Linked DNA regions of Mus musculus: region 1 is linked to region 2. Evidence: chromatin loops called from intact Hi-C (ENCODE). Cell type or tissue: heart. All regions are shown on one strand. Each heading gives the region's core, and the rest is flanking DNA. Links, peaks and the distances in the headings are about the cores only. Region 1 has its middle 24 kb from the start of Ccl9. Region 2 holds the start of 1700020L24Rik (RIKEN cDNA 1700020L24 gene).

Region 1 (15,455 bases), core at 4,474-12,473, 110 kb after region 2:
AGCTCCTGCAATAGCCCCATGGCAGGGGTCCAATGGCTGTATCTATGTTATAGACTATGTCGTCAGTGCACACTGAAGTTAATTAAATTAAAGTCACACAGAGCTAGAACTATGGCAGTATGTTCTGTGCCTCGAATACTTTGTCTTATTTAAAATAAAGCAACTCATGTGAGATACTGTATTATGTTCCTATCCACACACGAACTGAGATGCGACGCTTCTAAAGCACCCACAGTGTGCTGATGTTTGCACACCCACAGTGTGCTGATGTGTCTTCCATTTGAGGTGGCACTGGCATTCTGGTTTTCCCAGATGTTGAAGTCTGGTTGTCTTAAGACTACCATACTGGAGAAACTTTTTAGGGGTAGAGGGGAAGGAGGGAGGAAGAAAGAGAGAGAGAGAGAGAGAAAGAGAGAAAAGAGAGAAGAGAGAAGAGAAGAGAAGAGAAGAGAGAGAGAGAGAGAGAGAGAGAGAGAGAGAGAGAGAGAGAGAGAGTATGAATTTGACTGTAACTACATGGGATTCCAAACCAGGATTTTCCAAGGAAGCCTACTCTGAATTCTTTTTATTTTGAAACAGGGTTGAATGTATCCCAGGCTGGTCACACTTGAGAACATGATTCTGATTGTGCATGGAATACACTATCCCAAAATGTGGCACTGCAGCACACACACACACACACACACACACACACACACACACACACACACACACACACACAATCTGTAGAATTGTGATCTCAGGAAACGGAGGAAACCACAGTAGTCAGAAGGTGAGTCTCTGCCCTTTCCCCTGCCTTCTCCTCTGATGAAAAAGGGCAGACCCTCATTCCAGAGGAGCTTCTCGCAGACCCAGAGGCCAAGAAGAACCAGCACACACAGCTTTAAGTCTGTGCTTGTCTCATTTGTGACTTCCTACAGCATGGGCTTTTGTCCCTTACTGGGACTTCTGCATGCTGTCCACGAAAACATAATTTTCCCTAGTTTTTATTCTGAAGGCTCTAGGTCATATAGCAGTTAGATTAAATATATTTACATTCTCTTGTTTTTTTTCTAAACCATACCATCTCTGTAATATTTTATTACTATTTTATGTGTAGGTATCTTGCCTCCGTGTATGTCTCTGGATCGTGTAAGTGCTGGGAATTGAACCATGATCCTCTAGAAGAATTGCCAGTGTTCTTAACTGCGGAGCCCATCTCTCCAGCCTCTGCTTTTGTTATGTTAATTTACCTTTTTGCAGTAGACTCTGGGCTGCAAGCTTTGCAGTACACAAGTGTGTTAGTTAGTTTGATGCCAACTTGACACAAGTTAGAGTTATCTGAGAAGAAAGATTCTCAGTCGAGAAAATGCCTCCATAGACTGGCCTGTAGGCAAGTCTGTTGGAGTATATTGCCTTGATTAATAATTGATGTGAGAGAGGAGGACATCCCCAGGCACGCCACCACTGGGCAGGTGGTCATGACCTGTTCTAAGAAAACAGCTGAAGGGCTAGAGAGATAGGTAAGTGGTAAGAGCCCTGGCTGGGCTTCCAGAGAACCCAGGCTTAAGTCCCAGGGCTCATCTCATAACCACCTGCAACTCCAGTTGCCAGGCACCAGGCAAGCACACAGTGCACAGACATACATGCACGCAGACAAAACACCCATACACAGAAAATGAATAATAAATAAATAAATAATATTTTTAAAAAGAAAGAAATCAGGCTGAGCAAGCACAAAGAGCTAGCTGGTACCAGCACCCCTGAGAGGCCCCCAGGTCCTGCCCTGACTTCCCCCAGTGATGGAGTGTGACCTGGGAATTGTAAGTTGAAATGCAGCTTTACGCTGGTGTTTCTCTGTTGATTAGGTATTCTGATACAGAGATATGCCCCCCGCCCCCCGTGTATAGAGTTTCTCTTGTCTAGCTGTGAATTTCTCTTACAAAAGGGTCCTTTTCTTGTCCACCTGTGCCTGCTGTTCCCCAAAATAATAACAACAAGGTAATCCTTGTGCCAAAGAGGTCTGTTTGGGATAGCATCCCCTGGAGTGATATGTCCTGCAGCCTGTTTATCTGTATTGAAACTTCACTCCACAAGCTTGTCATCTAGGGACTATTTTCAAGATTGGGGACAGTGAAACTGAGAACATAACAGATTTTCCCAGAACGTAACAGATTTCCCTGTGGTAAATAGATCAGGGTTCCAATTTATCACGCCTCTCAGCAACTGACTAGTACATCCACTCTTTTCACTTGTGATTCAAGACTCAGCCATGACTCTTGGTTTGGTCAATCGGCTAGTTAAGTACATGCACAGACGAGACTGCATCTCTCAGTGTCTCTGTTAGCACCACAGAAAGGTAGGCCTTGGCTGGCCTGCTGGTCTTCAGCACACTAGCTCTTTTGGCCACGATTAGTAGAGCTCAGGTCAGGTTTAGAGGGTGCGACCTGGGGTCAAGTGAGATGAATCCTTTTGTACACTGGGGGTTTGCAGTTGCTAGCCTTTATGTCCTGAGTGATGGGGCTGGGATTTGAACTGAGGTTTGTGTGATACGCACTCTTGTGCTGTACACCAGTGCCTTGTGGGAGATGTGTGCGAAGGCAGCACATAGCTCTCTGGCTTCCATCCTTGCCTGTGCTGTGTTTCGTGACTTCTGTGTGTAACCCACCTGAAGAACATTGATACTGGAGTCTGACGTGGGGGGGGGGGTGATTGGCAGTGGGGCAGGCTACTCAGCATTTGTTTTCCTGGATGAGCAATGCATTAAAGCCCAGTCTATATTTTTAAATCACTCAAGCAGGTCTATGGTAGGCTTCAGAAGTAAGAGTGGTTTTTCACAGTTATTTATTTGTATAGCACAGCATGTGGAAGTCAGAGGATAATTTTCAAAAGTTGATTTCTCTCCTTCCATCATGAGAGCTCTAGGGATGGAACTCAGGTTGTTAGGCCTGGGGGCAAGCGTTTCAACCCCCTGGGCCATCTCACTGGCTGGGCTTTTGTTTCTTACAGCTTTATAGTTCCTCCCTGGTGATGCCCTTATCTCTGTTGCTTGAGGTTGGGTCTCACTTCCTGTTGAGTCATTTTGGATCTTATCTTGGACAAGTGAGTATGGGGGTGACTCTGTGAGTATGGTGGTGACTCTGGAGATTCTACCGCACTGCTCTGATGAGTTTCTGTCTTTGTCTCACCAGACCACAAGCTCGGGTTCAAACTGCACCCTGTCGTGGATAGCGGCTCAGATCTTGGTCTATTTCTTTCGCTGCCAAATGCTTTCAGTCTAACTGAAGTTTGTTTGGTTCAAGCCAGAAGCTTAGACTAAGTGTGTACAAAGAATTTGGGATTTCCCCTCTGTTGGCTTCTCTTTTCTGTGGTTCCCCTCTATTCTCCAGTGGTGACTGTTGCTCCAGGTTCCTTCCTTTGGGCCACTGTCCAGAAATACCACATAGTTTCTACTAAGGTTTTAACGAATTATATCTACCCTCAATGGCAGCTTTAATTGATGTCACATTACTAGAGATTTTTAAGGTCAAAGCCTGGATCCCGGTTACCCCAACAAGCTCTCAAGACACCCGGCTAAAGAGGCAAGCCATTCAACAAAGCAGAGCTCATGGAGGCTCACAGAGACTGAAGCAGCGATCGTGGAGCTTGCGTGGCTCTTCTGCACTAGGTCCTCTACATATATGATACGTGGCTGTTAGCTCGGTGTTGTTGTGGGACCCCTAGCAATGGGAGTGGGGTGTCTCTGACACTCTCATCTCTCACTCTTGGGACCCTTTCCTCCTATTGGGCTGTCTCACCCAGCCCTTACATGAGGGGTCATGCCTGGACTTACTGTGTCTTTTAGGCCATGTTCAGAGGATATTCCAGGAGGTCTGCTCTTTCCTAAAGAGAACTAGAAGAGGAGTGGAGTTAGGGGAGAGGGGAGGTGGAGTTAGGGAGAGAGGAAGGAGTGGAGAGAAGGGAAACTGTGGTCGGGATGTATTGAAAGCAAAACAGAGAGAGAGAGAGAGAGAGAGAGAGAGAGAGAGAGAGAGAGAGAGAGAGAGAGAGAGAGAGAGAGTCATAATGAAAAGCAGAGAAAAGCTGGACGTGGTGGCGCACGCCTTTAATCCCAGCACTCAGGAGGCAGAGGCAGGCGAATTTCTGAGTTCGAGGCCAGCCTGGTCTACAAAGTGAGTTCCAGGACAGCCAGGGCTATACAGAGAGACCCTGTCTCGAAACCCCCCCCCCCCCCCCACAAAAAAAAAAACCAACAACAACCTACTCTCTTAGTTAGGTTTTTACTGCTGTAAAGAGACACCATGACAGGGCAACTCTTATAAAGAACATTTAATTAGGGTTTAATTGAATTAGGGCTGGCTTACTGGTTCTAAGTTTCCATTATCATCATGACATGAAGCATGGCAGCATCCAGGCAGGCATGGTGCTGGAGGAGCTGAGAGTTCTACATCTTGTTCTGAAGGCAAACAGAAGACTGGCTCCCACGTCGCTAGGAGGAGGGTCTCCAAGCCTACCCGCACCGTGGCACACTTTCTCCAACAATACCACACCCACTCTAACAAGGCCACACCACCTAATACTGCCACTCCCTAGGCCAAACATATTCAAGCCACCACACCTGCCAAGTCGTCCTAACTCAGGGTTTCCCCTTTTCCCTTTATGAACTGTCATTTACCTATGGGCTACTTCTGTCTCCTCTTTAGCCAGAGGCAGTCATTTGGCCCTCTGGGGCAAATACCCCTTCCCTCCTCTCCCTTGTTCTTTTCCCCTTCTCCCTTATTCTCTATCTCATGTCCTTGTCTCTTATTCCCTGCCCTCTGTCCCTCTGAGGTAAATAAATCTCCTTTGTGCTGAGGACTTGGTCTCGGTGTTCCTGTGCTGACTCCGATCCTTTCACTGTTTGCATGTTGTCCAGCTGTGATCTTGCGCGCGCTTGACTGGCCAGGAAGAACGACGCTGCAACAGGATCCTTCCGCACACGTTTATTGGGAGAGCTTGATTGCAGAGGCAAAGAGACCCCAAGCCCAGAACTGGTGCTGCTTATATATGCCTAGGAGAGGCGTGTCTCACATCTGATTGGTTAACTTGTCTCTCATCTGATTGGTTAACTTTGGTTAATTCTCAAAACCTCATCTTGGCAAAAGAACCTTTACTGCCTGTGTATGTGTGGTGGCCAGCAGTAGCCAACTGCCACTCTGTAACTGCCACTCTGTAACTGCCACTCTGTAACTGCCCCTCTGTAACTGCCACTCTGTAACTGCCACTCTGTAACTGCCACTCTGCAATGGCTTCCCACACTGTGAGCCTCTGTTTTAATTACCATCTACTTCCAGAAGCCTCTCTGAGGAGTTGAGTGGCGCGCTAATCTATGGCTATAGCAATATGTCATTAGGGCTCGTTTTATGACTATGTTTATTTAACAGAGTAGTAGTAGTAGTAGGTTTTTCCCATGGCCTATCTTGTCTCAGGTCCTTAGCCTCAGAGCCAGAAGAGGGGAAGCTCCCAGATGAGTATCAATTCGATTTCTCCACGTTCTGTAATGTAAGGATGTGGTATCCTCAGCCATGGTGCCTTAGTGTTGTAAAGAATAACCAAGCTTGTAATGTTGGGGGAGTCTATGGGACTCCTAGGGCAAACTACTCAAAAAGATGTAACCCATTCCTGCCACTGCTGCCACTGGGGTTTTTAGTTTGGTAGCATGTGATGCCTCGTTGGGGTATTATCTCTCCTATTACACGGTATCTTCACTTACAACTCTTTATATATATGTATTTATTTTAGGAAGATACTACGGCAGTGATTTTCATGTGGGCTTTCAAAAGGTCTTTAGTGTTAGTTTTCCCTGATGTTAAGATAAAAGCATGACGAAATAGGAAACAAGACTTTAAATTACTGTCATTAATTTTTTCCAATTTTTATTAGGTATTTACTTCATTTACATTTCAAATGCTATCCTGAAAGTCCCCTATACCCTCCCACCACCCCCTCCCCTACCCACCCACTCCCACTTCTTGGTCCTGGTGTTTCCCCTGTACTGAGGCATATAAAGTTTGCAAGATCAAGGGGCCTCTCTTCCCAATGATGACCGACTAGGCCATCTTCTGCTACATATGCAGCTAGAGACACAAGCTCTGTGGGTACTGGTTAGTTCATATTGTTGTTCCACCTATAGGGTTGCAGACCCCTTCAGCTCCTTGGGTACTTTCTCTAGCTCCTCCATTGGGGGCCCTGTGTTCCATCCAATAGCTGACTGTGAGCATCCACTTCTGTGTTTGCCAGGCACTGGCATAGCCTCACAAGAGACAGCTATATCAGGGTCCTTTCAGCAAAATCTCGCTGGCATATGCAATAATGTCTGCATTTGGTGGCTGATTATAGGATGGACCCCCGGTTGGATTAGTCTCTGGATGGTCCATCTTTTCGTCTCAACTCCAAACTTTGTCTCTGTATTTCCTTCCATGGGTGTTTTGTTTCCAATTCTAAGAAGGGGTGAAGTGTCCACACTGTGGTCTTCGTTCTTCTTCAGTTTCATGTGTTTTGCAAATTGTATCTTGGGTATTCTAAGTTTCTGGGCTAATATCCACTGATCAGTGAGTGCATATCATGTGAATTCTTTTGTGATTGGGTTACCTCACTCAGGATGATACCCTCCAGATCCATCCATTTGCCTAAGAATTTCATAAATTCATTGTTTTTAATAGCTGAGTAGCGCTCCATTGTGTAAATGTACCACATTTTCTGTATCCATTCCTCTGTTGAGGGACATCTGGATTCATTCCAGCTTCTGGCTATTTTAAATAAGGCTGCTATGAACATAGTGGATCATGTGTTCTTATCACCAGTTAGAACATCTGGATATATGCCCAGGAGAGGTATTGCGGGATCCTCCGGTAGTACTATGTCCAATTTTCTGAGGAACTGCCAGACTGATTTCCAGAGTGGTTGTACAAGCTTGCAATCCCACCAACAATGGAGGAATGTTCCTGTTTCTCCACATCCTTGCCAGCATCTGCTGTCACCTGAATTTTTGATCCTAGCCATTCTGACTGATATGAAGTGGAATCTCAGGGTTGTTTTGATTTGCATTTCCCTGATGCAAGGATGTTGAACTTTTTTTTTTTTTCAGGTGCTTCTCAGCCATTCAATATTCCTCAGTTGAGAATTCTTTGTTTAGCTCTGTGCCCCATTTTCTAATGGGGTTATTTGGTTTTCTGGAGTCCATCTTCTTGAGTTCTTTATATATATTGGATATTAGTCCCCTATCTGATTTAGGATAGGTAAAGATCTTTCCCCAATCTGTTGGTGGCCTTTTTTGTCTTATTGACAGTGTCTTTTGCCTTACAGAAGCCTTGCAATTTTATGAGGTCCCATTTGTCAATTCTTGATCTTACAGCACAAGCCATTGCTGTTCTATTCAGGAATTTTTCCCCTGTGCCCATATCTTCGAGGCTTTTCCCCACTTTCTCCTCTATAAGTTTCACTGTCTCTGGTTTTATATGGAGTTCCTTAATCCACTTAGATTTGACCTTAGTACAAGGAGATAAGAATGGATCATTTCGCATTCTTCTACAGGATAACCGCCAGGTGTGCCAGCACCATTTATTGAAAATGTTGTCTTCTTTACACTGGATGGTTTTAGCTCCCTTGTCAAAGATTAAGTGACCATAGGTGTGTGGGTTCATTTCTGAGTCTTTAATTCTATTCCATTGGTCTACCTATCTGTTGCTATACCAGTACCATGCAGGGTTTCTTTTGTTTTGTTTTGTTTTGTTTTTTTGCTTGTTTGTTTGTTTTTTTATCACAATTGCTCTGTAGTACAGCTTTAGGTCAGGCGTGGTGATTCCACCAGAGATTCTTTTATCATTGAGAAAAGTTTTTGCTATCCTAGGTTTTTTGTTATTCCAGATGAATTTGCAAATCTGTCATTAAAATTTTATACAAAATTTTATAAAAGTAGGTCAACGAAACACAGACACACACAGACACACAGACACATGCACAGACACACACACAGACACACAGACACATGCACAGACACACACACAGACACACACACACAGACACACAGACACACACAGACACACAGACACATGCACAGACACACACACATAGACACACACAGACACACAGACACATGCACAGACACACACACACACAGACACACAGACACATGCACAGACACACACACACACAGACACACAGACACATGCACAGACACACACACACAGACACACAGACACACAGACACATGCACAGACACACACACAGACACACACAGACACACAGACACATGCACAGACACACACACACAGACACACAGACACATGCACAGACACACACACACAGACACACACAGACACACAGACACACACAGACACACAGACACATGCACAGACACACACAGACACACAGACACATGCACAGACACACACACAGACACACACAGACACACAGACACATGCACAGACACACACACATACACACACAGACACACAGACACATGCACAGACACACACACAGACACACACAGACACACAGACACACACAGACACACAGACACATGCACAGACACACACACATACACACACAGACACACACACATGCACAGACACACACACAGACACACACAGACACACAGACACACACAGACACACAGACACATGCACAGACACACACACATACACACACAGACACACACACATGCACAGACACACACACAGACACACACAGACACACAGACACACACAGACACACAGACACATGCACAGACACACACACACACACATGCACAGACACACACACAGACACACACAGACACACAGACACACACAGACACACAGACACATGCACAGACACACACACACACACAGACACACACACACACACACAGAGAGAGAGAGAGGCATTACTGCACACCTGCTCACTTCGTTGTACACCTCTGGGCCAGAAATCTAATCCAGGGAGACTGGTGAATCCAACCCTTAATTGGGTCCTACTAACATCACACTTCTTGAAGGGTCTGTCCTATCTGATGGTACAAAGCTGTCCTCTTGCACCCTCAGTCAGTCTCACTGTTTCATGGGTGTGTATGGTCTCTCTGCATGCATCACTGTTTCATGGACGCTGATGCCTATCATCTCTCTATGCATGCAAGGGTAAAATCTATCAGAGCAAGGTTTGATCTCCGCGTGTGTCCTCAGTCTAGGCCAAAACCCTCAGTTCCCCAAAGAGGAGAGAAGTCGGGGGAGAGGAGAGAAGATGCAGGTTCCATAGTTACTGGACATACAGACAACACGTGTTCTGTAACACGTGTTTTCATTTCAGCTTTTAACCACTAGATGGCAATATCCACCTATATTTCCAGGATTAAGTCAGTCCAATTTCCCCCAGGATTGTTAGTCCTAAATTAGCTACAAATCTTTCCCATCCTCCAGGACACAACTTAAAATACTTGTAGTCATACATCTAGGCCCTGACCCCTGGCTTGCAGCCCAAATGCCTCTATGACAGTGACTGCCATGTTCCACCCCCAAGCTTTGTGTAAATTTCACGACAGATGTTTTGTGAGGCCTGCCAGATACCCAGGGCCTTGACTAGAAAGCTGTCAGAATGAAAAGAAACGACTTGTCCAGCTAAGGAAGCCGGGCAGCTGGTTCCGCTGCCTTAAATCGTGCATCAAATGCAATGGATTCACTTCCCTCGTGCATCTAGGAATGGGGGCAGGTTATGCTTTGTCCTTAGAAGAACTGGGAAAATTGCCACTCAAATATCCTGTGCTCTGTGGTGCACAAGAGAAACCCCATGTTTGGGGTACAGAGGTAAAAACTCCTGTGGTAGTCAGGGAGGGTCAAGTTCTGAGTGTGCATTCAGAGCACAGGGCGTGTGCTGTTCATGGCATTAATTCTTTCTCATCAACTTCTCTGCTGTCATAGCCAGTGTGTGAACCACAAAGCATCTTGCCTCTGCCTTCCCTTACCTGGGAGTACTACTGTCTAGGCTGCCTTCGCACATGTGAACCAGTCCTATTCTTCAGAAACCTGCCGCTTTGTTTTGCAGCCCTGCCCCCTGAAACCGAGAGAGGTCGAGTACTTCATGCATCAGTACACATGCATGCTCTACGTCCTCACATCGTTAAAAATCCTCCCTGAGCACAGGGTGGTCCTCGAGCCTGCGATGCTAACACTCTAAAGGCTGAGTGAGGCAGGAGGACCACTGGGCTGTGTAGCAACCGTCTATCTCAAAAACCCAAACTCAAACCAACATCCTCCCTGGGACCCCCATGGGCTCTGGCTCCTGCTTCATTTCATAAAACCATCTTAGTGTTGGTTCTAATGCTGGCCCAACTTCCACAGTCCCATTCTTTTTCCTGCCCTTTTGACTGGGCTCCTGTCAGCACTGCCGTTGAATCTTCACTCGTCAAGGTCACCTCCGAGCTTCCAGTCACTTTCAATGACCATCTCTCTCTTCTTCCATATGTCATGGCAACACCCATGAGAGTCTAAGGTTCTGTGCCTCCCACCACCCCTCCTTTGGCTTCCAGATCACCATACTCTCCTGATACGCTTGTCTCCCTGGCTACTCTGTCCTTGTGCTGTCCCCACTCTCTACCACAGCTCCTGGGTCTTGTACTCATGATACATCCCCTTTCTTCAAAGAGAAAGAAAGAAGAGTCAAGCTGTTCCCTAGCTCCGCAGAACCATGTAGCTCGCTCTCTACTCAACACACTGACGTCATCAGAAAGCCATTTTGAAATTAACACTGTCTAGATGGCTTTCCCCTCATTTCTGTAAATGACACCAACACTCACCTAGTTGCTTAAGCCCGAGTCTTTCTCAGTGCACGTTTCTAGTTGTGCCCCTCAGCCATTTCCCTACTTTGTTCACACTCTTCTATGTCATCTGTGCCCCTCTGGTTCAAGCCACCAGCATCTGTAGCCTGGATTGCTGCAGGGGTCTCCTAACTGGTCTCCAGGGACCTCATCAATCCATCTCTGCATGACGGTCAGTGCTGCTTTAGGGATGTATATCAGGTGATATACTTTTGGTACGGCTTTGATGACGGCTTTCCATCATGCCGGAGATGAGTTACTCTTTACTCTCACTCCCAAGCTCCACCATGCCTGCCTTTGCTCGCCTCAGTGCTCAGGCTGCTGCTTCCCACCATGCCCTACTCACCTCACCAAGTTAATATTCCTGCCCCAGGGCCTTTGCACTGTCTCCAGCTATTACCCTCAACTCATTTAGCCCTTAGGTTAAGGTCATCTCCTCAGGAAGGCCTTTGTTATGAAGTTAGCCAATCACATCCCTGGTTTTTGGGACCTGTTTGCAAGGTTCATTTCCCCAGTTCTAGATTCCAGAGCTTCCACACAATGTCTGTCAGTCTTCAAGGACTGGCACCACAGCTCTCAGTTTCTAACTCGTGGCTCTGGGTGCTGGCTGTGTCTCAGATCATGTGGTGCTGGATGTGAGTTATCTCCTGTCTCCTTCCCCTGGGGACCTCTGAGGGTCCCAGGGAGCAGGGTGTCCTTGCTGGTCAGTCCACAGCCTCCAGTTTCTCCCTTGGTCTTTTTACTCCCCTTTAGGTCATAGGGGCTGATGGCTTCTTCTCTTGCTCTAATCAGGGACCCTTCTTCTGAAGTCCCTGCCCTAGTCTATACCACATCCTGGGAGGGGAGCTTCTTGTCTTAAGTGTGGTCACCAATGTGTTTTTTCGACAGGGTTTGTTTCACCCATGGGAATCTTGTTTTAGTTTTTAAGATGAAGGAAGTGTTTTCTATTTGTTTGTAATGCTCTCTGCAGACTTGTGAGGGTCACAGCATCTCAGTGCTGCTCTTGTGAGGGTCACAGCATCTCAGTGCTGCTCTTGTGTGGGTCACAGCATCTCGGTGATGCTCTTGTGTGGGTCACAGCATCTCAGTGATGCTCTTGTGTGGGTCACAGCATCTCAGTGATGCTCTTGTGTGGGTCACAGCATCTCGGTGATGCTCTTGTGAGGGTCACAGCATCTCGGTGATGCTCTTGTGAGGGTCTCAGCATCTCAGTGATGCTCTTGTGTGGGTCACAGCATCTCGGTGATGCTCTTGTGAGGGTCACAGCATCTCGGTGATGCTCTTGTGTGGGTCACAGCATCTCGGTGATGCTCTTGTGTGGGTCACAGCATCTCGGTGATGCTCTTGTGTGGGTCACAGCATCTCAGTGATGCTCTTGTGAGGGTCACAGCATCTCAGTGATGCTCTTGTGTGGGTCACAGCATCTCAGTGATGCTCTTGTGAGGGTCACAGCATCTCAGTGATGCTCTTGTGAGGGTCACAGCATCTCAGTGATGCTCTTGTGTGGGTCACAGCATCTCAGTGATGCTCTTGTGTGGGTCACAGCATCTCAGTGATGCTCTTGTGTGGGTCACAGCATCTCGGTGATGCTCTTGTGTGGGTCACAGCATCTCGGTGATGCTTCAGCTCCACTTTTCAGATGAGATCTTAAGGCCATTTCTAATTAATGCATGCTCTGGAGAGAATGAAAAGTTTCTTTCTTCTTCTTTTTTTCTTTTTGTTTCTCCTGCATTGCTTCTTCAAAGCCTTTGAGCAGGAATTGAGAAATAGCTGAGTGAAAAAAAGGGGCGAGTGGGGGGAGGCTGCAGAGATGGCTTAGGGGTTAAGAGCATTGACTGCTCTTCTGAAGATCCTGAGTTCAATTCCTAGCAACCACATGGTGGCTCACAGCCATCTGTAATGGGATCTGATGCCCACTTCTGGTGTGTCTGAAGACAGCTACAGTGTTCTCATATAAATAAAAATTAATTAAACTAAAAAAAAAGAAGAAGAAGAAGAAATAGCGGAGTGGAGACCAAGCCCCAGGCAGGGCACACCATGGGGCAGGAGGCCTTGGGCTCAAGCTCACATGTCTTTTTCCTTAGTCAGATGAACCTGTCTCTTTCATACTCAGAAGAGGTGCAGGTTTACATAGATTTGAGATTTCTTTTGTTTAAAATATGCTTGGAGGGCTGGAGAGATGGTTCAGTGGTTAAGAGCACTGACTGCTCCTCCAGAGGATCTTAGTTCAATTCTCAGCCTCCACTTGATGGCTCACAACCATTTGTAATGGGATCTCATGTCCTCTTTTGGTATGTAGGTGCACATGCAGACAAAACACCCATATACATAAAGCACATAAATAAATATGCTCTCAGAGTTGGAGGAGGATGGGGGTGGATATCAAGCAATATATATTCGAAATTCTTAAAGAATTAATTAAAAAATAATGTCCACAGTTCTAGGGTGAGCTGTACTGTGGTGGTTTCAGTGAGATAGATGTCCCCCATGAGTCTCGGGCATTTGGATACTTGGTCCCCAGTTCTTAGTGCTGTTTGGGGAAGTCAAGTAGGTGTGGCCTTACTAGAGGAAGTTTGTCACTGGTGGTGGGCTCTGAGGTTTCACAAGTCACATACCATTCCCTATTCTGTCCCTTTCTTGCTTGTGGCTCTAGATGTGATCTCTCTCTCTTGGCTGCTGCCTTGCTGCCTCCATTCGACAGTTACGGACGTTCTGGAACCAAAAGCCCCCCAATTAAACTCTTTCTTCTGCAATCACAGCAGTCTCCACGTTATATCACAGCAATAGGAAAGTAACCAATACGCCAATGTGCCAATGACTTATCGTATGTCCTTGCTCAGGTTTCTGCCTTCTTTGGGCCAGTTCCTTTCACAGTGAGAGAAAACTCCCTCCTGGCTGCCTTAGTTTCTTTTCTTGTTGCAGGATAAAATACTCAGACAAAAGAATTTACAAAGGTTCAGTCAATCACAGCAGGGAATTCAAGATGGCAGGAGCCTGAAGCAGCTGGTCACACCACATCAGGAAGCAGAGAGGGAGGAATGCAAGCTGCTGCCCAGCTCCCTTCTTCATCCATACAGGCCAGGAGCTCCTGCCTAGGGAATGGTACACACCCATAATCAAGTCTTTCCACATCAATTAAGCTGCTGCTGCTGCTGATGGTAAACCCCACATCAATTAAAGCAATTAAAAAAAATTTCCCAGATGATTCTAGATTTTGTCAAGTTGACAATGTACAGGATCTGTCCACTGACCTAGGGTCTGTGTCCCACAAGAAAATCACACTGAAATAATGAGGCCAGTTTGGCGAGCACTTACTATCTACTCTGTCTCTTCACATGGCTTCTTATTCCTTTCAGCTTTGAGAGGTAGGTCTAGTTTATACATGAGAAAACCGGCCTTAGAAGGACTTAGTATTTATCCAAAGCCTCATAGAAAGTTGCAGAGCTGGGATTTGAACCTGGATTTAGCTATGTGAGTTTGGAGCCAGTGATTTTAACTGATTTATATTGATTTGCTATTTTATGTGTATGGATGTTTTGCCTTCATCTATGTCTGGGTCCTATATGCATGCCTAAAGTTCACAGAGACCAGAGGGGTTGTTTGACTCCTCTGGGACTGAAGCCATCGTCCGGGTGTTGGGAGTTGAACCCACAACCTCTGGAAGAGCAACCAGTGCTCTTAACCCCTGAGCTGCTTCTCCAGCCCCTAAAGGCAGGAATTTATAAACCATGTGCCCTAAGTCCAGCTCTGGCAGTCGGTAGTTGGTCATGTGTGTACGCACACAGACTCTCCTCAGAAGGAAATGTGTGCTCAGTTGGACTCTCTGAGGGCCACTAACATTTGTAAAGGTATCCTTTGGGAAACTAGGCTGTCCAACCAAAATTTTCATGGTGCCAGAGAGGGGGCATGGGACCAGAAAGTGCTCTTTATGTTTTCCAGAGTGACTTTCTTACTTCCTTTCTGTCCCAACTTAAAGTCCTTTGTGTCTGTGCATTGCCTTCACTCACTTGGGGTCAATCCTTTGTGTCACACAAGAGTAGAAAAAAAAAAAAACAAACCAAGGAATATAGTTTTTATATTCTACTCCCTGCCAACTGGCCACCCATGCTTCACAAGGCTGGGAGTTGTGTATGATGTTTGCAATGGGTTTATGTGAGGTCTTTAGGTTGGCCAGGGCTTAAGTACCTTGTGTTTAGGAATGAAGAAGTGTGTGTTGAAAAGACTAGGAATAATTCTGTTCAAAACAAATGTAACCAGCCAAAGTCCTTCAGGTTGGGAGTTTCTGGCAAGTTTTATATTCTGTGCTGGGTGGGGATTTTCCTTTGTGTGTATAGACTCAATTAGGTCTTCAGGTTGATAGCTAACTTTGAGTTCCTTCAATGAGTGGGGGGAGGGAGGGAAGACAATACCATTTCAGTTCCAATCTGCCAATCATGGTCCCGTGCTTCCTGCTTCTGTTTCTTCATGGTCTACAGGGCTTTGAACCTTACTTCCCCGAGTCTGGCCCCAGTGCTGGCTGAGGGCTTTGGCACTTTTGGTTGCTTTGGCTGTATTCTTTCATATTCTCTTGGCCCCTGTGTCGATCTGGCCTCTGCCACTGACCCCTCATCCCAACTCCACAAATAAACAGCCAGGCCTGACTATATTG
Region 2 (15,455 bases), core at 3,510-11,509:
GATGGACAAGAAACAAAAAGACCACCTAAAACAGAAGGAAATATCACACACACACACACACACACACACACACACACACACACACACACACACCACCTCAAAGCTCAAGTGGTTCTAGGTAGAAGGGTGGCTCTGTTCATGACATTGCCCAATGATTTTTTTCTATCTGTGGCTCCCTCCAGATATTATCATCATTTACAGAATCCATCCTGGCTTCCCAGAACTTTGTTTTCCCTAAATTTGTGAAGATGCAGAGAGTGTGTGGGCTCTGACGGCTTCCTTTAAAGATGTGAAGTGTAAGTTATATACGTAACTTTTTTTCCACATGAGTTTCACCAAGGTTTAGGCATCTGGCCCCACATAGCTGGTGAAACTATAGCTGGTGGCCATGTGCCCTGTCAATGTCCAGAGATGGTTCTTAACTAAAAGGAAGAAGGGGGAAGTGGAGACAGAGACAAATTATAGTCCCAACCATACAATAGTCCCACAGACAAAATCTTTATAAGTCTTGACTTTATAGTTTGTGTAAAGAATCAGGTAGTATGGAGAGATGGCGCAGCAGTTAAGAGCACTGACTGTTCTTCTGAAGGTTCTGAGTTCAAATCCCAGCAACCACATGGTGGCTCACAACCATCCTTAATGAGATCTGATGCCCTCTTCTGGTGTGTCTGGAAACAGCTACAGTGTACCTACATATAATAAATTAAAGCAAATCTTTTAAAAAAAGGACAATCAGGTAACGAATCTTTTGGCTTTTGGTGCCATATACTGTCTGAGTTACATATTATTCTTTGTTTTTTACAACGCAATTAACATGTAATGCAACATCCACACAAAGTCAGACTGTGTACTGTGTGTACATATGGAATCTAACCTGCCAACCCTTAAGTTATGTAAACTACAGTTTAAAAAATCTCTAGTCTTTTTTAGTTAAATACAACTTTTACTTCAACATGCATGCATATGTATGTGCGCATCACAGCATACATGCAGAAGTCAGAGGGCAACTTGCAGGGGTCAGTTCTATTCCTCCAACATGTGGGTCCTAGGGATTCAACTCAGGTCCCCAAGCTTGGCCAAAAATATTTTTTACCTTCTAAGCTATGAGCCATCTTGCTGACCCAACCTCAGAGGTTTAAACCTCCACATGAACTAGCAGAGGATTGTAATAGAGATTTAGTTAGGTCTGGAAGGGAGTTGGGGAGACTTGTGTTCTAACTGGAAAGACTTAATGTTGTAAATAAAATGTGAGGACCAGGAAAGTGGCTCAGGGGTCAAGGGCACTTGTTGCTCTTGTAGAGGACCTCGGTTCAGTTCCCAGCACCAACATATTGGCTTACAAGCATCCATATCTCTAGAGCCAGGGGAACTAACACTGTCTTCTGGCATCCATGTGCACCAGGCATGCATATGTACATGTAGGTAAAACACTCATACATATAAAATAAAGACAAGTAACTTTTTTATTTAAAAAAGAAAGAAATGAGAAATTCTGTGTTCATATTTTCTTAGGTCGGAGAATGTGTTGATGAACAGAAATTAAGGGGAGATTTAGGCACAGAGCTGCATCTGTGACAAAGGAAGAGTGCATTCACCCATTTGTCTTGTTAGTGTGAGTTGGTCTGCTGTCACTTACAGGCAAAATGACTTTGGGAAGCCACAAGTCCACTAGTAGATAAAGTAGTGTTTGTCCTGCCTATGCAGAGGTGACTGGGAAGAACCATGAATTTTACAGCCTGAGTCAGGCTGCCGGCTTTTCTGGCGTGTTCCCTACCCAGAAGGCATCTGGTTCTATCTTTGAGAGTTTGATGGGCCCCAGTCCCTTTTGGTTAGCTTGTGACCTTGGTTAGAATCTATTGGGCTCACCAATGTGGGCCATGAAATAGGGCCATTGGTACCCAGAAGCAGTGAAGAGCTCATTCTTAGGGCAGCTGTGACATATACACCCGAATTCCTGGAGCCATAGATGCAACGCTTCACAATTTGTGCTCTGTGGTAGAAATTTAGCTGTGGTGCCAGGCCCCAAAATCTCCTTCACCCCAACTGCTCAGTGGTTCTATGGTCTCCCCCATAACCAGGGAAATCTTTCCCACTTAGCCTGTTTTCTGTTGTTTATGGCTAAGACGCCTACAGACAGGCACAGGAAACTGCTCTGCCCTGAATCTCTTTCCTGATGTGTCCCTAGAAGCCACATGCTCTTCTCTCCAGCACTTCTAACTCTACTGTCAGGGACAGCTGACAGGTGACTTTGGTACAGCTCCACCCCAGGATCAGAGAGATATCTGGCTGGGCTGAAATCACAGGCCTTCTGAACTGTAGAACAGGGAGCGTGTGCTGTCTCCTAGGGCCACCGGTTTGGGGAAGGATGGAGAGATAATGTCTCAGATTTTGCTCAGTGAGTTCTTGAAGGCAAAGGCTTGGGGCAGGAAAGCTAGCAGGTTCCTAGGGACTGTGGAGAGAATGGGTACCTCCCAGAATCCAGCAAAATCTGGTTCTAAGGAAATGCCTTGATTGGGGAACAGAAGGATGGAGGCCAGTGCTGGCCAGCTGAGGGGGAGGGAAGGCAAGAGAAGGGAGAGAGAGAGGAAACAGTATCTGGTACCCACACCAGCCAGTGGCTTCAGTGACAGAGAATTCTCAGCACAAGCCATAGAGTTGGATGATGCCTGTGGCCATTAATAATGTCATCAGGACATTGAACCAGTCCTGCATCCCCTACCTTTTGGCTAATTGGGTGAACACATGGTATGAAGTTGGGACCATTGCTATTAGACATTTTAATCTTTGACCAGCCAGATACACTTGAGCTGACCTTTGTTCAACCTTCCAAAACCCTGCTCCCTTTATTTATACAAGCTAGGATGTTCCAGAAGGTCCCAACAGAGACTCATATGGATGATTTAAAGTCATCTGTATTGCCAAAAATGATGGATCTTGTACCAATCCATCTTCCTCTCCCTCCCTCCCTCTAGGATCTCATTTATAGCCCAGGCTGGCCTCAAACTCACAATCACCAATCACCTATCTCAGATTCCTGAATACTGGAAGCACAGGCATGCATCACCTTTTGGTATCAGGCTTCACCTTGTTCTCTGGGCATGTTCTATGAACAGCGGGAAGCAGTGCTTGGGCTTGCTAATAAATGCAGCTCATTCTTTTCCGATGCTGAACCCTCTCTTTGGATGGGAAACATTCCATTCCAAGCTTTCACACATTCTCAGTGGGGTCCCCTCTCCAGGGGGTTCCTGGGTAGCATGTAAGTGCAGCAGGCATGCTGCCCATATTCCCGTAAGATTGTGTGTTTACAGAGCTAGAGAGATGGCTCAACAGTTAAGCACACTGACAGCTTCCAAAGATCCTCAGTTCAAATCCCAGCAACCACATGGTGGCTCACAACCATCTGTAATGAGATCTGATGCCCTCTTCTGGTGTCTGAAGACAGCAACAGTGTACTTACATATATAATAATAAATAAATCTTTTTTAAAAAAAGATTGTGTGTTCACGTTTTCACTGAAAGCTGGTTTTATTCTGTGACCTTTTATTCTGTGAGAACAAATCTTTATGTAATCTCATGCTAGTGTTATTTTTATGACACTACAATTTTTTTTAAAAAAAGATTTCTTTATCTTATGTATGTGTGTTTTGCCTGCACACGTGTGTGCGCCATGTGCTTGCCTGGTGTCTACAGAGGCCAGAAGATGGTGCCAGATCCCCTGGAACTGGCGTGGTAGACAGTTGTGAGCCATCATATTGGTGCTGGGAACCAGTGTCCTCTGCAAAAGCATTGTGCTTTCACCTGCTGAAAGATCTCTTCAGCTTTCAACACACACTGAAATTCCATAAACCCCCAAATTACCCTAAGAAAAGTAAAGGACAAAGGGCTGGTGGGTAGATCGAGCCTGGGGAGGCAGCTGAGATGAACAGCTGGAACATTTGGGTCTCAATTTCCTAAGCTTTGTTGGCTTAGGTGTGTCTGTCAAGGAATAGTGGGACTTAGGGAATGACTCAAGGATATGACTCCAGGTGCCCACATCTAGGTGTCACCCCCAGCAATGGCCTAACTGAATAACTGTCCCTGTAAATGACTGCTGCTGAAGGTCTGATAGGTTTTATATTTATGTGGAAGAGCTGGGATTCAAACCCAGCCTACTGGGGCCAAAGCTATCCTCACTGAAATCTTCCCTGGGGTAAGGTAGGGGGCATGTGGGGTTTGTTTGAATCTGGAGATTCTAGAAAAGGCATCGGTCTCTAAGCAGAGCCTATGGGCAGCTGAGATTCTAGTCCCACCCCCTGTGATCTAACAGATGCCCTAGAAACCATGTGGAGTTCTATAGGCACTGGGCATCCCTACATCCCAGTCCCTGACCAGAGGGAACAGGCAGTACAGCATTGGGAAGAATGGATAAACATGGTGAGTGGGGCTAGAAAGGGTGTGGACCAAGATAGGACCACTTGACCCATCTCAAGCAACCAGCCCACCACCATGGTGATGCTAGAAAAATTAAACTTTTCCCAGTCTCCCATCTGTGCTTCTACAATCCTCAGCTTTCTCCTCCCTAAATATTCTTGTCTTCCTCCATCAGTTCTCCTATCTTTGCTTGTTCGGACCTCTCTCTGTCTCCTCTGGCCTGCATGCTAAGGATCTTTTTCAGAGGGGGGTGGGCAAGACAGGCATGGTAGTACTCAGGAGCAGAGGCAGGTGGATCTCTGTGAGTTTGAGGCTAGCCTGGTCTACATAATGAGTTTACAGGACAGCCAGAGCTACAAAAAAAAAAAAAAAAAAAAAAAAAACCCAAACAATTAAGAAAATTCCACTCCCAAAAACAAAAATAAAAACAAAACAAAACAAAACAAAATTAGAGTGGAGGGGGTTTAGATAGGACTCAGATTGTAGCCCAGGCTGGCCTGGAATCTATTACATAGCACAGGATGCTAGCCTGAGCTCTCAGCAATCCTCCTGCTGCAGCCTTTCTTGTGCTGAGTCCATTAGCATGAGCCACCACCTATTTGTGCAATGATTGTTTGTTTGTTTTTGTTTTTTGAGACAGGGTTTTTCTGTGTAGCTCTGGCTGTCCTGGAACTCACTCTGTAGACCAGGCTGGCCTTGAACTCAGAAATCCACCTGCCTCTGCCTCCTGAGTGCTGGAATTAAAGGCGTGTGCAACCACTGCCCAGCTTCTGCAAAGATTCTTAAAGTCCCCTGTCCTGTTGGAGGGAACATGCTACAATACAGACTGCGCATGCGTGGCTCCACATTACTGACAATCCGCTCCAAGCCCTAACCTCCTTTCCAACTCTATTCCCTATTCCACTTCTTCCCCAAAATGTCTCCCAGCACCTCTTTCGGCTGTGTTAGGTTTGGACTTCACTACCAATACTCTTGATCACATTTAGAGACCTTCTCCGAGGCCCGCCCCCTCACCCCTAAGAAAGGTGCCGGAATGAAGCAGCACCATGAAAAGCAAGTTGAACACATGGTACCTAGCGGCCAGTTGGCTGTCTTCTTGCTATGACAAATCCCTGACAGAAGCAGCTTAAAGAAGGAAACAGTTAGTCTGGCTCGCCACCGTTGAGGGTGCAGTCTATTGTGATGGCAAAATCCTGGTGGCAACGCCAGAGGTCATATGGCATCTGCACGCAGGACACAGGGCATCTTGCTTTCTCCTTTGTACTCAGCCCCAGACTCCAGCCCGTGGGATGATGTCATTCATAGTCACGATGGGTCTTCCCACATCACTTAAACCAACCCAGAAACTCCTTCACAAAAACTCTTAGGGGTTTTTTTTGTTTGTTTGTTTGTTTTTTGTTTTTTGTTTTTTTTTTTTTGGCAATTTTTAACTATTACAATCACACACACACACACACACACACACACACGCCTTCTTGCCCATTACTATTATTCTGCTCAATTCTCAACTTGGGAAACGGATGGATGGGTCTATGGATATTTTCCTGGATCTTTCCAGGGCAAAGCCCAAACCCTCCTCCACCCCCGTGCTCCCTTCTTTGCACTATAAATCTAGCTGTCCCGGGGCTGCTTGTGTGCTAGAGGAATATCTGCTGAGGGAATGATGAATACCTCCCAGGAAGGCCTGCTTATTTTCTGTGTCAGCTGAAGGACTTGCCTCAGGCCCTCATCTATTACAAGAAGTTGCTTGTGAGCTGACAAAAGTGTTGGGTAGAGGGTTGGTGTGGCCGAAACCCACTTGCAATTGGTCAAGTCTGAGATCTGTTTTTGGTTTAGTCAGCTATGCCTGTCCACCCCACCTCCAGTGATACTGGGCTTCCTGCCACCAGGGAAAGCCACACTTAGAAACAAACATACTCAGGAGGCTCTTTGTGAGTTCGAGGCCAGCCTGGTCTATATAGTGAGTTTCCTCTTCAGCTAGAACAACATAGTGAGACTGTATTAATAATTATTAATAATACACAACTAATTCATTTAAAAAACAACCCATAAATGACCACCTATTGAAATGGCAATTGGTTTATTAATGTTGGGTAACCCTCCTCCTTCCGGGTTGGCAATATATGTTCGTTGATTGCTTGCCCAACGCCAAGCAGGAAACTGCTTTACCCACATACTAAAGTCAGCCTCACAGACACTCTTGAGGTAGATGCGACTTTTCCCGCTTCAGAGACGGGGGTGGGGGTGTGGGGGTGGGGGGGGTGGCGGGGGGTGGCGCGGGGGAGAATGGAGCTTGATGGAAGCCAGGTGACTTGCTTGGAATCCTTAGCAAGGACGCTCAAGAGGGTGGGAACTCGGCAGCAGTCCGGGAATCTGGGACTCCGAAGCCCTTTCGCAAGTAACAGCCGGCAGGAGGCATCTCCCCCCCCCCCCCCACCGTTCCGTCCCGTCCGTCCGTCGTCGTCTTCCCCCCCCCCCCCCCCCGCAAGCAGCCAGGGCAGCAGGCTGCATTGACCCTGTCCCCGCCTACAGGCGTGAAGACTCCTTTGTGGAGGAAGGAGGTGGAGGATCCCGAGGCCAGGGAGGAGGATCTGGAGGACGATTCATCGTCGTCCTCGTCTTCGTCGTCGGTGGAAGAGAGGTCAGACCCCGAGAGCGCGACCGAGACGGAGGAGGACTCCCGAGACGCGGAAGAGCGCGAGGCCCGCTCTGTGTCCTACAGTCCGCTGCGCCAGGAGTCCAGCAGCCAGCAGGTGGCGCTGCTGCGACGCTCAGACAGCAGCTTCTGGGGTTGGCTTAGCCCGTTCGCTCTGCTGGGTGGCCTGGCGGCCCCGGCAGACAGGTGAGACGGAAAGAACCTGGGACCGAGCCTTAGGGAGGAGGGTCTCCGGGTTCTGAGCACTCACGTCCCCGGCCCGCAGGAAGCGGGGTGCCCCGGAGGAACCGTGCGTGTTGGAGACGCGGCGGCGGCCACCGCGCCGGGGTGGCTGTGCGCGCTGTGAGATTCTTTTCTGCAAGAAATGCAAGACTCTGCACAGCCACCCGGCCTACGTGGAGCACTGTATTCTTGAGCACCCTGACCTGGGTAAGGCAGAGGCCACCGGCAACTCTGAGCTCATTGACTCCCAGCCTCCGAGCCCGCAATGCTCCAAACTCTTCTATCTCTAGTGAGTTCCACAGAACTGTCCCTTCAAGCCGCCATCCTTAGCGCCTCCTACCGGTGAGAAGGCCCACCGTCGGTTCACGGTTCCATCTGTTGTCTTGCGGAACTATAGAAGAAACTAGGCACTCCTCCCCAGACAGTACCCAGCACCTACAGCCCTCCTGACCCTCACGCCTTCAACACAACCTTGCCTGCATCGTTTTCAGGTCCTCTGGCCTCTCTCCGGCTTACCCTGGAGAAAGATAGCCTCGGGGTGTCCTTAGCCCTCTTAATAAATTGCCTCTTTCCTTCTAATCAGCAATAAAGTCTCCAATCAGAGTCGCTTGAGGTGGAATAGAGTGATAAAGATGAGACTCTCCTTTCTCTCCCGCTGGGTACAACCCAGACAGCAGTGGGCTAGCAGGGAGGTTCCTCCATGTTTTCCCTGGGACAGGGCAGTACAAAGCACTTGCATCCAAGGGCAGTCAAAGGCCATTCTGTCCACTGCACAGAGAAGAAAGGAGGGCGCGTGGCCAGCAATGCCTCTGGGGAACTTCGGGCTGCTCTCTTGCCGGATTCTCCCCTCCCTGAGAGCTGGCTGTTGGTGGTCATTGTGCGTGTGTGTGTGTGTGCACTGGTAGGTGGAGAGGGAGGAGAGAGGGCTGGAGATCCAGATGCTAAAATTAATACTGAGACAGGCTGAGACAAAAGGGGAAGGCAGGGGGCTGGTTCCTTCTCCAGGAATCCCAGCTATTCTTGCTAGACTGCATGAGCTTCGGAATGCTGGCTGTGTGGCCTTGGAGAACGGGGCCATTGCGGGCAAACGGGCTTCACGCAGCCTGAAGATCGCAATGGAGGCTACATCTTGAGCGGACCCCCAAGGGCCCTCTTTCATCTTCCTGATGCTCAAGATGTCCAACTTGGAGGCAAATGGGGTGAAAATGTCCTGAATTTTGAAGAGAGGTTCACCCTGTCTCTCCATGATAACCATACACAGCTGGGTTGGATGTAAGTGCATGGTCCTTGTGTCTCCAGCACCCAGTACCCATGTGCTTCTATTGAGAAGGGTAGACAATTCTATCTAGGGAAGTCTGCTGCACCTCTACGTTGACCAGCTGGGGGGTGCTTCTTCATTAGCCCAGACAACAAGTCGGGCTCAGGAGGAACACATTCCCTCCTGCTCTGCATCCTGAACCAAAAGAGAGCCTCTGACAGTGGGGATCCTCGAGGCTTCACTACATCCCAGCTTGCTGAGGGTAGGAGCTGGGGTGAAGTCTCTGATGAAATAGCAGGTGATTCCCCAAGAACTGAGCCTGAAAGGCACTGAAAGGGAGGGTCCTGCAGATACAGTCTCCAACCTCAGCTGAGTTTTGCATCTTCCTGGGACTCAGCACTGTGGGCATGGGACATCTTCACCAGAACCTTCATCTTCACCACCTTCCCACATACACACACTAGTGGGAAGGAAAAAGGTCTTTGAGGGAAAAGGCTATGGGAACCCTAGTTCTCTTTCCATCCCGGAGAACAAATGCTGATTGATTTCCTGCTTGGAGTCCTTACTGCTCAAGAGGTTCTTGCAAAGTCCAGGGGCTTCCTAGACAGGACCCACCTCTCAGGAGGCAGCAACCACGGTTCATTCAGTGATGGGGAGCCTTCAGAACAGGGCACCTCCTGAGTTGGCATTCCAACAGCCCATCCAGGACAGCTCGGTAGCCCAGCGACCGGAGCTGGTCACCCGCAGTTTGGCTTGATCCAAATGCCAATAGTGGTCATCTCTGAAGAAGATAATGGAGCCATCCGGCCTTGGCAGGGCGCCGCTGACCTCCTCGGGGACACCGGCCCAGTCTCGCAGGCTGCGGGGATAGTAGGGCTCCACTTGCATCCCTCCTTGAGCTAGCACGTAGTAGCGGGAACCCTTGAAGAGGACTAGGCGGCGCAGAGGCGGGAAGAAGAGAGCTGCGTCCGGGTGTCGGGGTAGACCACCTGCCCGGCAGAGCTGTGCGAACCCCCACACGGACTTCGTGCCCTGGAACCTCCAACAACGATTCCCTGTGGGGCATTGAGAACCATAGTGAGCTGGAGGCGTTCACTCATTGGCTCTCCACCCCATCTCTCTCACCCTGGTCCCTACTCCTTTCTATTCGGAGACCTAGACAGTCTCCTTGGAGCCAGTTGTAGTTTATACATCGCTCAGCAGATGTCAGCAGAGAGCAGAGAATACTCAATGAACCCAATCCCGGGCTGGGGAAGGTAGGAGGAGGTTGAGGATGGGGTATGGAATGGAAGATTGGGAAAGCTTGAACTTTTCTTCAGTCTCCAACTACTAATAATTCCCTGAGGGAAAAGGTGTTTGTTCCCGGTCCTTCCTTCTCCCTGTTCCTAGGACACAAGGAACTCAGCGTTGGTTGAAGGAATGGATGCGGCTCATAACAGTACTACCACGTCCAGTCCACCCTTCAGTCGTTGCATGTTATCCGGCTTCCTCATCACACCTGAGTATTACACTCCCTATCCAAGAGTATTACACTCCCTATCACAAGTTCCAAAAGCTAAGTGACATGCCAACCTCACACTGCCAGGGTGCCAGAGTGCCAGGGTGCCAGGGCAGACGCGGCCAGACTTTCTGCTGATGCAGACTGGAGAGCAGCAGTCCCCCCACCCCCCGCTACAATCTCTACACGGAACACCCTGGACACTGGATGCTCCCCATTCCATCTCTGAAAGGAGTCTTTCTGGGCCACAGGTTTAACTTGAGGTGGCAAGTTCACCAGGGACTCATTGTTGGGGACCTTCCCCCTCCTTTCTCCTCAGGCAGGATACCCACCCACCACGTCTTAATCTTAGCTGACTCAAGGCTGGTACCTTTAAAGAAGTAGAAGTCTCCATCTTCCAAAGACACTGCAGCAGCCTCAATACCAGGTGGCAGTCCTGGCCATCTTTTCTGTAGTGGACGAGGCTCTGAAACATTGCCATCAACTGTGACTTCCCAGAAGTAACTCCCTTTGAAGACATACAGTCGCCATTGCCCATCTATCCCGAGATAAGAGACATGAGGAAAGGCTACTGGCCTCCTGATGATTTGGGGGGGGGAGGGGCTGCCCTAAACCCAGTTTCCCAGACAAGCGGAAGGTAGCATGCAGGGGGCGTGGAGAGGGCGTGGCTGAGGGAAGCGGGAGTTCTTTGCTGGGCCTGAGTGGTTTTAGGATTTCTATATCCTAGATCTCCCCATTCCTCACACCTTGTAATTCAGCTCTGGACCCCTGGAGATGTGGAGGACAGAAGACAGACACCAGGCATGGCTGGGACCATCTTACCTACAGTGATGGCATCAAAGGAAGAGTGGCAGTATTTAGGACCTCTGGTTTCCGGGCGTCTGCTCTGGGAGTTGTGGGGGTCCCAGGCCTCAAAGTCAGTGAACACCTTTCCGGGGAGTTGGGTGGCTACTGAGCGTCCCAGAGGCTTTCCTTACGATCCAAGAAGGGCGAGAGAGGACATGGGTAGGAGCATATGGGAAAGGGGGGTGGGGTGGGGGGGGGTGGGGTCAAGACCCTTCCTTCTGCTCCGCCTATGATCTGAGACAGGCTGAAGGAAAGAGTAAGGGGTATGTGTAGCCCTGGTTGTTGGTTTTATCCAAGTGCGCAACTATCCCCAGAAATCTCTCCCACTCAACAGCCCAGGAAAGAGTGACCTTCTGAGATAATGTGAGAGTGGGAGACCGAAGGGTTTTGAGCTAAGGGCAGAGGTTTGTTCTTATGGATGGCTTGGACCTGATGGAGAGAGAAAGCAGGACTCGCGGATATTCAGATTTCAAGGGAGCCTTAGGGGCTTCAGGATAAGGAAGGACCGGGAGCAAGGAACTGAAGAGGGGTGGAGGTGGGGATATCCTATTTGAGGAGCCAGAGTCTGAAGACCCCAGAGGCTCACCGTACAGGCTCTGCACCGCCAGCACATCGTCCCAGCTGAGCAAGGCGTCGCGGCCCAGCTTCTTGTAGTAGGGCGCCATAAGCGCCCGTGGCGCGGGCGAGTGCGTGAGACCGAGCGTGTGGCCGATTTCGTGCGCCAGCACCACGAACAAGTTGCGCCCACGGCGGCGGCTCAGAGACCAGCGCTCGTCTCCGTCGAAATGCGCTTCGCCCCGCCGGGGCAGAAAGGCGTGTGCCAGGGCACCCCCTGAGAATAATGTGGAGGGTCCGGGTGAGCCAAGACCCAGAACTCCCTCCCTCAGGCATCAACTCCAACGTTGTGGGTGTGGTCTACTAGTTTCCATCTGGGTTGCGGGCAGGTGAGCAAGTGACTAAACATCAGAGAGAGGAAGTACACGGTAGATTCCGCTAGGGGCCAAACTGCTTGAGTTCCAGTACTAGATTTACTTTTTACTGTGTGACGTTGGACAGATAGCTTAACCTCTCTGATAAGATTCCTGATCTGAAGCTGGACCGTTGGTGGCGCACACCTTTAATCCCAGCACTTGGGAGGCAGAGGCAGGCGGATTTCTGAGTTCGAGGCTTCCTAACCTTGGCACTTGGTGTGTTCTGTTCGGGAATCTGCAGATTTAACAATGTGCTTCTATGTGTGGAGTTCAAGGCCAGCAGGGGCTACATTGGAGAGACTCTGGATTTTTTTTTGTTTGTTTGTTTGGTTGGTTGGTTTTTTAATTGTTTTAAGTGTGTCAGATGTGCCATGTGGGGATCAGAGGACAAACTGGGGAACTCAATTCTCATCTTCTACCGTGTGGATCCCAGGGATCAAACTTAGGTCTGCAAGCTTGGCAGCAAGGACAAGCACCTTCACCCATACCCATGAGTCATACCACCACCAGCCTTTATTTGGACAGGGTCTTATTACGCTGTGTGTGTGTGTGTGTGTGTGTGTAAATGCATGTATGTTGCATGTATGCTCACGTATGTATGCAAGCCAGAGGCTGATGCTGGGATTCTTGTCTCAGTCACTTTTTTAACTTAATCCCCCCTCCCTTTTTTTGTTTTTGTTTTTGTTTTGTTTTGGTTTTTTGTTTTTTGTGACAGGGTTTCTCTGTATAGCCCTGGCTGTCCTGGAACTCACTTTGTAGACCAGGCTGGCCTCGAACTAAAAAATCCACCTGCCTCTGCCTCCCGAGCACTGGGATTAAAGGCGTGAGCTTTTAGGGCTTCTTTTCTTTTCTTTCTTTTTTTAAAATCTTTTGAGACAATGTCTTTATACAGCTCTGGGTTGCCTGGAGCTCAGAGCTCTTCCAGTCCCTGCCTCCCAAGAGCTAGAATTAAAGGTAGGGAGGGGTCCCTACATCCTCCCATTAAAATTTCTAATTGATTGTATTTTGTCTGCATATGTGTCTGTGTGTACCACGTGTGCCTGTTGCCCTCAGAAGCCAAGAGGGTGTGGGATTACCTGGAACCGGTGTTATGATTGTGAGCCACTGTGAATGAGCCAAAGTCAGGTTTTTCAAAGAAGCTGCTGGCACTTGTAAACACTGAGCCACCTCTCCAGCCCCTTCCACTATCATATCATTGTTATTATCAATTTCAAGACAGGGGCCTTGCACTGAACCTGAAGCTTGCCATTCTGTGAGCCCCCAAGGTTTTCCTGTCTCCATCCCCCAGTTGCTGGGGTTACGTGCGTGCTGAGAATCTGAACCCAGGTCCTCACACTTGCACAGCATGGAACCGTCTCCCCAGTTTCATGACCACCGTAATGCCAGGGTTCCAGGTGTGTGCCACCACGCCTGGCTGATATATCTAGTTTCCTGTAAACATGTGTCTTCCCCCTGCCAGGACTCCTCTAGGCCTCTCACCCTGCCCATTGTAGTGGTGAGCAGAGACAGTCAGCTCTTCAGTGATTGTCACAGGTATGTCTGGGTCCCCGCAGAAATAACTAGATGTGGCTTCTAGGTCGTGGCCCTCATATACACCTTCAAATGAGGCAGGTGACCCTGACAGAGGTTAGCAAATGGTACTGTGACAATGTTAGCTCATCAAGAGTCCTTTCAGCATCGCCTTCTAGGAGCCCAGGTCGGCAGGGACTGACAAGGGCAGGAGGAACATCAGCTGTGTCCAGCACTGCTCAGCCTGCTCAGCTCTCACCGAGGAGCGCAAATAGCGCATAGCCAGATTCGGAAGGCCAGTGCGGAGCAGAATGGGAGAATGGCTCACACTGCAGAGGAAGCCTTCCGGCTGGGGACAAATGGACCCGGCTGTGGCTATGATCTCTGAAGCACTTCTGTGAATGTAGGGTAAAGGCTCCTGGTTATCAGGGGACAGGGGAGGAAGGGGCTGATGGGGGACTCGGGATATCTTATGAAAGCCGACTCTGGAGAACAGCAGAAGCACAGGCCTGTCTAGAAGCAGGAATTGACAGGATTCCTGAATGTTCTCCAAGAACCCAGCATACTCTAGAGTCAGCAAAGTGCTTTCTACACCAAACCTTATCTGGCTGTCCTTTCAGCCATGAGGTACACCGTGGGCAGGGCCTGTTGTTCTTATTTTACAGATGAAGTGATAGGTGGTCCTTTTGGAGGAGAACCTGTTTTGGCTGTGCTTTCAAGAATGGAAACTCCACTGCCACCCTCAGGCTGCCTTTCCTAGGCAAGCAACCCCCTTGCTGTGTGGAAGAAGGCTTTGGGACAGCACCTGGGCCATCGAAGGCGTTGGCCAGCCCATCATTGTGGTCTCCTTGGAAGAAGGTGAGGCGGATGTCGGCAGGGCCCGTGGCTGGGGCTTCCCAGAACTCCAGTGCTGACACATTACTCCACAGCTGGAAGGCAGCGCGCACGGCCCCTCGAACAGCTGGCTCGGGCAGGCGCTCAGGCCAGTTCACCAGGCGGTAGGAAAGATGCTGCTTGTACCATTTGTTACCTGCCACCCAGAAAGGCCATGTGAGTCATACGGGCTGCAGAGGCTGGTCCCCACAGGCCCAGTAGGATAGGTTGGCCCTGCCCCAGGGAGACCTTTTATCTGATAGGGAGCACTCAGCTCTTGCCTTGAGCAGCCAGCCTCCCATTTGATAGGCAGAAAGATATGTCACTGCTGAAGGGAGCTCTCGCCCTGGGCAGACCACCCTTCCCCAGGAGCATCTCCAATTTATTGGCCTGGGAGGTCTGCTGATAGAGATGTCGCTTCTTCCAGGAAAAGGCCCCCTTCAAGGATCAGTCTGAACTCCTGGTGTCCGGTCTCACTCTTTTCCACAGCCTAGGCTGAGTCTGAGGAAGCTACACGCCTCTTGCTGACTGACAGTCACTCTGTGAGGCCCAACCTCAGTGTCCGGATGGAGAGACAGTAGGGGTCACTGAGGTCACAGCTGTGCCTGCCTCAGGCGCTCTATCCACCCTCACAGTCTCCTGCCACCTCCCAGAGGCTCCACTCTGGACTTGCCAGAATCTAGGGCCGGCAGCTGGCCAACAACCAAAAGAAAAAAAACCAACAAAAAACCCCCATATATGCAAGTTCCTTGACCTCCTTCCCCGCTTCTCCGGGGACTCTGGAGAGCTCCCGAGTTGAAGACAAATAAGAACAAAGGGTGTGTTTTGTCACAGGCCCAAATAAGTTTTCCATCTCTTCTTTCTTAAGTTGCTTTCCCTTTGGCCCAAGCCTCAGATCCTCCCTGAAGGCTGGGACTCTGGCCTCTGCTGCAGCCCTAGGTCATTCATTTACATTGGACCCATCTGCGTTTGCCGTGCAGCCAGGAGCAGAGTAGCCAGAATGTCTGGCTTCTGGGTTTGTCAGGGATGGCCCCTGGGCCCTAAACCTCAGAGTCTGAAATCCCAAATGGAAGCCTCATCGCTTTCAGGCAAGATTCCTGGGGTCCAGACTTGGATGCCTGTGACCCCCCCGGGGGGGGGGGAGCTGCCCACAGCTGCAGAGTGAGATAGGAACTGAGTTGGACACCCCCTCCCCGCACCCCTTCCCGGCCC

Evidence for each region. Hi-C counts contacts between places; a loop is a spot of excess contacts. Peaks named below come from ENCODE experiments on the same cell type or tissue, not always from the same donor. Only the 100,000 strongest peaks of a DNase experiment are listed, where the experiment ranks them.
Region 1: a loop joins it to region 2, with 8 times the contacts of the local background. A loop is called at or near these places in 4 of 42 quality-filtered maps.

The regions. Positions count from the first base shown.
Region 1 is chr11:83,547,225-83,562,679 of GRCm38, forward strand. No RefSeq gene overlaps it. Among named protein-coding and RNA genes, the nearest start is that of Ccl9, 24 kb to the right of the region's middle. In heart, for the core only: a CTCF peak has its summit at 9,307 (motif pointing right); a DNase peak (open chromatin) is centred at 9,488.
Region 2 is chr11:83,433,345-83,448,799 of GRCm38, forward strand. 1700020L24Rik (RIKEN cDNA 1700020L24 gene) reads left to right here and starts at 4,350. Exons shown (of 3, transcript NM_025492.3): 1 at 4,350-4,413; 2 at 6,943-7,252; 3 at 7,332-7,888. The coding sequence starts at 4,401. The coding sequence ends at 7,578. Mmp28 (matrix metallopeptidase 28 (epilysin)) reads right to left here. Exons shown (of 8, transcript NM_001320300.1): 4 at 14,176-14,400; 5 at 11,477-11,722; 6 at 10,867-11,016; 7 at 10,415-10,582; 8 at 7,424-9,601. The coding sequence ends at 9,207. Gm51913 (a long non-coding RNA gene) reads left to right here and starts at 10,992. Exons shown (of 2, transcript XR_003949748.1): 1 at 10,992-11,049; 2 at 14,036-15,455. In heart, for the core only: CTCF peaks have their summits at 7,153 (motif pointing right), 7,358, 7,637 (motif pointing left) and 9,742; DNase peaks (open chromatin) are centred at 7,177, 7,537, 8,077 and 9,657; H3K4me3 peaks cover 3,296 bases; H3K27ac peaks cover 2,413 bases; H3K27me3 peaks cover 2,948 bases.